2 separate regions of the Homo sapiens genome follow, and region 1 is linked to region 2. A link is a contact called in ENCODE Hi-C or POLR2A ChIA-PET data. All regions are on one chromosome and are shown on one strand. The core of a region is the stretch at or near the end of the contact, and the rest is flanking DNA. Distances in the headings are between cores, read along the strand shown. Region 1 has its middle 15 kb from the start of PXDC1. Region 2 has its middle 23 kb from the start of FAM50B.

What was found. Hi-C counts contacts between places; a loop is a spot of excess contacts on that map. ChIA-PET counts read pairs that join two places held with the same protein, here RNA polymerase II (POLR2A). Pooled maps may share reads with other maps.
Region 1: a map of right cardiac atrium shows a loop between it and region 2 (2.3-fold over the local background). The contact joins two enhancer-like sites. A Hi-C loop is called at or near these places in 44 of 168 maps with a recorded cell type or tissue (IMR-90, PC-9, Right ventricle myocardium superior and 28 more), 1 of 37 single-sample maps with no recorded cell type and 27 of 50 pooled maps. POLR2A ChIA-PET finds 5 or more read pairs at or near these places in 12 of 52 experiments (AG04449, AG04450, GM10248 and 9 more).

What each region holds. Positions count from the first base shown.
Region 1 is chr6:3,764,765-3,768,445 of GRCh38, forward strand. No RefSeq gene overlaps it. Among named protein-coding and RNA genes, the nearest start is that of PXDC1, 15 kb to the left of the region's middle. Within about 2 kb of position 1,652, at least 3 of the 41 ENCODE cell types and tissues checked have a DNase peak (open chromatin) inside an H3K27ac peak, as active enhancers do; they include ascending aorta and tibial artery, where a contact is called at or near this core.
Region 2 is chr6:3,824,197-3,827,836 of GRCh38, forward strand. No RefSeq gene overlaps it. Among named protein-coding and RNA genes, the nearest start is that of FAM50B, 23 kb to the right of the region's middle. Within about 2 kb of position 1,920, at least 34 of the 41 ENCODE cell types and tissues checked have a DNase peak (open chromatin) inside an H3K27ac peak, as active enhancers do; they include ascending aorta and tibial artery, where a contact is called at or near this core.

The sequences.
Region 1 (3,681 bases), core at 402-2,901, 60 kb before region 2:
TGTTTGGGCAGAGATGGGCATACCATCCATAGGCAGTGGGCAGGTGGGTGCCCTTGGAGGGCCTGGCCCAATGAGGACAGGACAAGCAGCTTCTCACTGCCTGCAATGCATGATCCACAGACATGGTTTGGCTTCCATGAGGTGGTGGTTGGTGTATGCTGGCTGCCAGTCGGCCCTCTCCATTCCCAAGTCCCTCCCCACCCACCTCCAAAGCCACCCCTGCCACCATGTTCCCTTCCACACCCTCCCAGTGACTTTAGGCTCTTCCTTTCCTCTCTTTCCAGGGTAAACTTCTTGTTTCCTCCCTCCTGTGGCCTTTCTATTAGAATCTCAAGAGCATTATTGGGGGATGGGAAACCCTGGCTTACTTCTCCTTTTATCACTGACACAATTTTAATTCTTCTTGAAGGTTAGTCTAAGGAAGTGGGGGAAAATTTACATCGAGATGATGTTTGAAGATACCTTACTACAAGCCAAGAGAACATTAGAGTCCCACGTCACCCTTCTGTCTGAAACAAATAATCACGTCCTGATTCCCTTCTGGCTTTTGTGTGTATTTATATGTTCACCCAGGTTTGCTCAATGCAGGTATGGGCATTTCAGTGAAAGCCTCTATTTTACCCTTCTCTCCTTCTCTCTAGTTGGCCAGAATATTTGCTTCCAAGTGCAGCCCAAATTACTTACCTTAATTGTCTGCACCTCCCAAGTATTTCAGCTAATTGTCGAATTGTTGCTACTCATTGTCTTGTGACTGTGTATACCTCACCCACGGGGCTTAAATTCTGCCCAAGCAAAAAGGGCTTGGTGAACTGAAACCAGAAAAAAAGTTCAAGGCAATGGAACAAATGCCAATGTCTTGGTTCAAGGAGCGACTTTTACAGAATTACGTGCATTCGTACCAGTTGTTATGATGAATTGTTCTGACACTCATCCAGACAGAAAAATAATTGAAGTTCCTTTCCCAGGGGTTCTCTAACTCAAACACTCAAAACGACCTGACCTCAGCCCAGAGCAGAAGTCACAAGGCCAAGATTCAAAAAATAAGTAAATACATTTATAAGGAGATATAAACTGCTTTCCGAAAACATCCAATTTGGGTCAATGATTGATGAAGAACTAAGAATAACTGGAACATTTGCTTTTCCTTATTTTTAAAATAATTAAAGTTACTTATAATGCTTATATAGACCTCTGAGCAAGGAGTGTGTGTGTGTGTGTGTGTGTATGTGTATGTGTAAGTTTATGCTTGAAGATCTTTGTTGCTACTCCTACCCCCATCCCCCTGTATATATTCTAGAAACCAGTGCTAGTTCTGATGACCAACTTTGGGCTAAACCACAGCTATACTTTGGAAGCTATGCAATCGCAGACTACTCTGCAGATTTTGCTTTTTGTTAATAACCTATTTTAAAGTTCAGCAGACTGGCATCTCTTTTGATGCTGATTATACTCCTTCTAAAACTCCACTCCAAGTTCAGCGTCAGCAAATCCCAGTCTGACAGAAAGTAAGATTGTTTTCTCAGTTTGCCAGTACACTGCATTTCAGAGACAGGCTCAACCCCAAAGTCGCTGCTGTGGCAGAGCTCATGCCGCGCCTTTTGGACCACAGTGACAGATGGTTTTGCTTAAAGACAATCCCTCTGAGATAGCTCGTCTGCCCAGGCGGCTGTGTGGGCATGCTTCGGGCATGTAGCCAGCGCTCACATGCTATCCACATATTTCACATCCATAACCACACCCGCATATAGTTTAAACACTGTCTGGTCTTCAGAGGCCTTTATGTAACTTTATATTCAATGAAAATAGCTCTTGGTGATTAATTTTGCTGCTTTTGGCCCCTTTCAGGGAAACAAGTTTGACACTTAGTCTGTATTTTTCAAAGCGAGAGAAAATGGAATTGAAAAGAGTGTTTTCTAATGAATTAATTCCAGTGATGTTGAGTCCAACATGAGAAGAAATGTAATTCCTCCTGGAATGCAACTGCACACCTACTGCTCAATGATGTATAATAACTATTTTATTCCAAAAAGGATTTGAAGTGGCTTCCAAAAAATGAGTGACATTAATAGCTAAGGATATTGGGGAGAAACTGGGCATAGCCGATGGATTTCACTTGCCTGTGGCCGTGGCTGTTCATTTTCGTTCATGAGGTGTAAGAAATGAGGAAGGGTGGCTGACCAGGGGACAACGACACCACATCTGGGAATACCCTCCTTCAAATCAGAGACTTACAGGAAAACGGACAGGCCGGCGCACATTATTCAGGCCATTCTCAAATGTTTAATAACTGTTTCATATCAATATCAAGTTAAGCACATTTTAGTAAGGTGGGTGAACATGTTTGCCCATATCCCAAATTATCCCAGACTCTCCACTGTACAGGAAGCGGACAGTGTCTTCCACCAACGCCTGCTTCACAAGGTTTATTCCTTAATAGCCAGACTTGGCCTCTTTTCTTAGCTCTGAGCTGTGAGGCACAGTCAGTGTTTTCAAACAAAAGGTATTTCCAGGAAATCTTCTGTCTGAGGAAGGACGAACACACAGTTCTCTTAGTTGGGGAGCGTGGGAAGGAGGGAAGCAAAGGTGTGGGGGACTTTGGTATTCTCTCTTCTTAACCCAGTACTTGGAGGGTATTCTCCCAGGCCGTTCAGTGGAACAACAAAATGGCTGGAAAACAACACTTTTAAAAAGTTTCTTCCTGGGCACGGTGGCTCATGCCTGTAATCCCAGCACTTTGGGAGGATGAGGCGGGTGGATCACGAGGTCAGGAGTTCGAGACCAGCCTGGCTAACGTGGTGAAACCCCCTCTCTACTAAAAATACAAAAATTAGCCAGACGTGGTGGTGCACACCTGTAATCCTAGCTACTCAGGAGGCTGAGGCAGGACAATTGCTTGAACCAGGGAGGCAGAGGTTGCAGTGAGCTGAGATTGCGCCACTGCATTCCAGCCTGGGAGACAGAGCAAGAGTCTGCCTCAGGAAAAAAAAAAAGTTTCTATGACAACATGTTATGAATGAGCACACTTCCTAAGGAAATGAAACTCCTAAATGCATCAGTAACTTTATTGGGGATCTGGAAGTTGTCTTTTTTTTTCAGTTTGCTAATTATAAATCCAGACGCAAAACCTATGACTTTACCCAATTAAGCAGTTTTTTCACATATTTTTTTCATTTTTTTAAAAATATATTGATCCAACTGTAATAAACATATATTCTGTAACTGTAATATGTTATTTCCCTGCAAATGTTCCTCTTTATCCACATTTTTCCATCCTTTCACCACTCATTCCTTCAACATATTTTTATTACCAGCTAGCAAATAGAGTAAGAACAGCATCAATATGAGCAGAGAATTCTTCTATACTCTGTTTCTTAACTAAAGATAAACAAAGGCCAGGCGCTGTGGCTCACACCTATAATCCCAGCACTTTGGGAAGCTGAGGCAGGCAAATCGCCTGAGGTCAGGAGCTCAAGACCAGCCTGGCCAACATGGTAAAACCCTGTCTCTACTAAAAATACAAAAATTAGCCAAATGTGGTGACAGACGCCTATAATCCCAGCTACTCGGGAGGCTGAGGCAGGAGAATTGCTTGAACCTGGGAGGCGGAGGTTGCAGTGAGCCAAGATCACGCCACTGCACTCCAGCCTGGGCGACAGAGCGAGACTCCATCTCAAAAAAAAA
Region 2 (3,640 bases), core at 670-3,169:
AACCAAGTAATGCGCTGTAGAGGGATGTTTCCTGGGACTGCGCGGTTTTGTTTTATTGCATAAATTTCAAAGTATTTAACATGTAACCAAGAAATTGTTGTGTTCAGAAAATTGCAAAAGAAAACTCAAGAGAATAAGGCCTCCAGAAAAAAACAACAACAACAGCAACATGTTTTTAGGGTAATGAAGGCCAGGAAGAACAATTAATAATTATTAAATCAATGTTGAATTAGATTGTTATTTCAATTCTTGGTGTGAATGACTGAATCATAATCTAGTCACAAGTGATAGAAAAACTGTGAACTGAAAGCCAATTCCAAACTCAGCACGTTGAGATGTTCTGTTGTATTCAACGTGCTGATAAAGCCCTTGATGGAAAGGAAGATATATGGTATCTTGGTATGATATATGGTAAAAGATATATCTTTTACCAAGTTTTACTAAAAGAAAATTTATTTCTTCCCACTAAATAATGTGGACTAATGTAAAAATACGTATATTGGCTTGAAGAGGGGCTACCTTTGTAGCTGCCCTGCAACCCTCATATCTGGGTCGAACCCTGCTGGGTTGAGGTTCTGGACAGTCTGCGTGGGATAAGGTCTCAACAGATGGGGTTGAGACTCCCACTCACTTGGTAATTCTGAAAATGTAATCTAGTGTGTGTGCACTTGTTTATTATTTAAAATCACATTTAATGGCCAGGCACAGTGGCTCAGCCTGTAATCCTAGCACTTTAGGAGGCTGAGGCGGGTGGATCACCTGAGGTTAGGAGTTTGAGGCCAGCCTGGCCAACATGGTAAAACCCCATCTCTACTAAAAATACAAAAATTAGCCAGGCATGGTAGTGCATGCCTGTAATCCTGTCTACTTGGGAGGCAGAGGCAGGAGAATCGCTTGAACCTGGGAGGTGGAGGTTTCAGTGAGTCCAGATGGTGCCACTTCACTCCAGCCTGGGCAACAAGAGCGAAACTCTGTCTCAAAAAAAAAAAAAACATTTATTCAGCACCGATTCTATGGTACAAATTAGATGCAAAAATGAGCTGGCCTTGCCCTGCACTCACAGGGCCTACAGACAAGGAGACAGGGAACTAGAAGTCAGTGTGGTTCTGCAGGACCCTCTGAAATCTAACCTAGCTGCATGACCCAGCAAAGTCTGCAGGAAAACTAAGAACAGAGGCAGCCCTGCTGATGCATTATTTAGCCAGATTGCCCTCCCCACAGCCGCCAGCCAAGCATGTGTTCTGCCAAGGAGAGACAATTAGGTGGCCGCACTGTGGTAGGGCAGAGAGCTCTTGCAGCTCTGCATGAAATGGGCACTGAGGTGAGTGAGTACTTCCCTCTCCTGTTTTAGACCAAGGATCAGTCAACTTTTTCTGTAAAGGATCAGACAGTAACTATTTTGATGTATGTGTGCTGTGAGGTGAGTGCTGCAACGCCCCCCACCGCTCTGTCGTGGTAGTATGAGAGCAGCCGCAGGCACAGGTCACGGAGGGGCGCGGCTGTGTTCAGTAGGGCAGCATTCATAGAAAGAAGCCAGCAGCGACCGACGGGCCCTCGGGCTGCAGGTTGCGGACCCCTACTTGAGAGCCAGGCCAGTCCAAATTCCCAGTTGCCCTTTATTCACGGGGAACTATGTAAACATCAAGAGACTATTTTCCAAAACTCGTTTTTAAAAAATCTCAAGCACATAAAAACACATTGTGCTTCTCGGTGTTTGTTTTTCAGAAGTGTTTTTCCACTGGCATTTTAACTGAAGGGATTTGTTTCTTCTTTCATTTCTCCTGTGCTTCTTGGCGACAGAGTCTACATACCGACATTTCACCCTTTCCTCACCCTCGAGAGTAAGACTTCCAAGATTAAGTTTATTGTACTCGGGAGTTGGCCAAGCAACCACATAACTCCTGTCTGCTCCGAATCCTCAAGGCAGTGCCAGCTGCATTTTTCCAGGCCCGGACAGCATGCCAGAGGGGCAACGTCACAGCCCAGGCAGCCAGGCCTCCGTTTCCTGTCTCTTTCCTCCTGAAAGACACATGAATCATATCAGCTTTATCATTTGACTCGGAGCTCATTTCCCTGTTCCACAAACGCCTGGAGTTAGAGGCAGTGAGAGCCAAGTACAATGAAAACATGAAGTCCTGAGTTGCTTTCTCCCCTTAAGAATGGAACACATGTTCTCCCATCTCAAAAGAAAGCACCTCAGCTGGCTTAATTTGGAGTCTTTTGGCCTGAGCACTTGGCTCCTGGGTCAGACACTGGTGATCTCATCTGAAAAGCTGGGCCCTGCCTGTGCCCAAGGCGGGCAAGGTCCCAGCCATGGTGGCAGCAGGGCCCTTGTGTGCGTCCACCCCTGGCACACGTGGACTGTGTGCTTAGGGGCAGGTTTCTCCTGCAAGTAACCCTAGCTGAGTGTGAATGTAGACAGCAATCTGTGATCACATCACAACCTTTCCCTGAGCGTCTTACCATCCTTGCTCTGGAGTGAAAGGGCTAATAGGAAAGGAAAAGTCTAACAAAGAATTTGGACACATGAATTTGAAACTAAAATATCAATGACTTGTAAATACGAGGAAGGGATCGGGTGGGTCAGAGACAGGAGCTATCCAGATACTGCTCTTACCTGCTCACAAACACATATTGCTAAATTTATTGAGCACTTACTATGTGATAGACCCAGCTTTAAAAAGGACTTTACTTGCACTAACTCATTTCATCTTCACAACAATGCTGCCAGGTAGATAGAGTTGTTGCAGTTTTACAGATGAGGACATTCAGGTCCCAGGAGGTATCTTGCCTGAGGTCGGACAGCTAGCTAAGGTCAGAACCCAGATTGATGGCAAGGATTCTGAACGACTGTGAGTGTTTGTGTGCTGTGTGATCTAAGAGAATAACACGATAATAAGCAGATTCATTATTAAAAAGCATGTATGTGTTTCAGAAACTCCCTGTGTATTTTAGTATAATCATGTTCGGCATGATAAGATTAGACATTTATGTTTATTAGAGCCACACTAATGAAAATATACAACTGGCCAGGCATGGTGGCTCACGCCTGTAATCCCAGCACTTAGGGAGTCCAAGGCGGGTGGATCATGAGGTCAGGATTTCAAGACCAGCCTGGCCAAGATGGTAACACCCCGTCTCTACTAAAACTACAAAAATTGAACGGGCACGGTGGCTCACACCTGTAATCCCAACACCTTGGGAAGCTGAGGCGGGTGGATTACCTGAGGTCAAGAGTTCGAGACCAGCCTGGCCAACATGGTAAAACCCCATCTCTACTAAAAATGCAAAAATTAGCTGGGCATGGTGGCGCACGCCTGTAATCCCAGCTACTGAGAGGAGCTGAGGCAGGAGAATTGCTTGCGCCCGTGAGGTGGAGGTTGCAGTGAACCGAGATCGCACCACTGCACTCCAATCTGGCCAACAGAGCAAGACTCTGTCTCAAAAAAAAACATCAGCCGGGCATGGTAGCAGGTGCCTGTAATCCCAGGTAATCGGGAGGCTGAGGCAGGAGAATTGCTTGAGCCCAGGCAGCAGAGGTTGCAGTGAGCTGAGATCAGCCACTGCACTCCAGCCTGGGCAACAGAGTGAGACTCCATCTCAAAAAAAGAGAAAAAAGAAAATATACAACTCAATATAT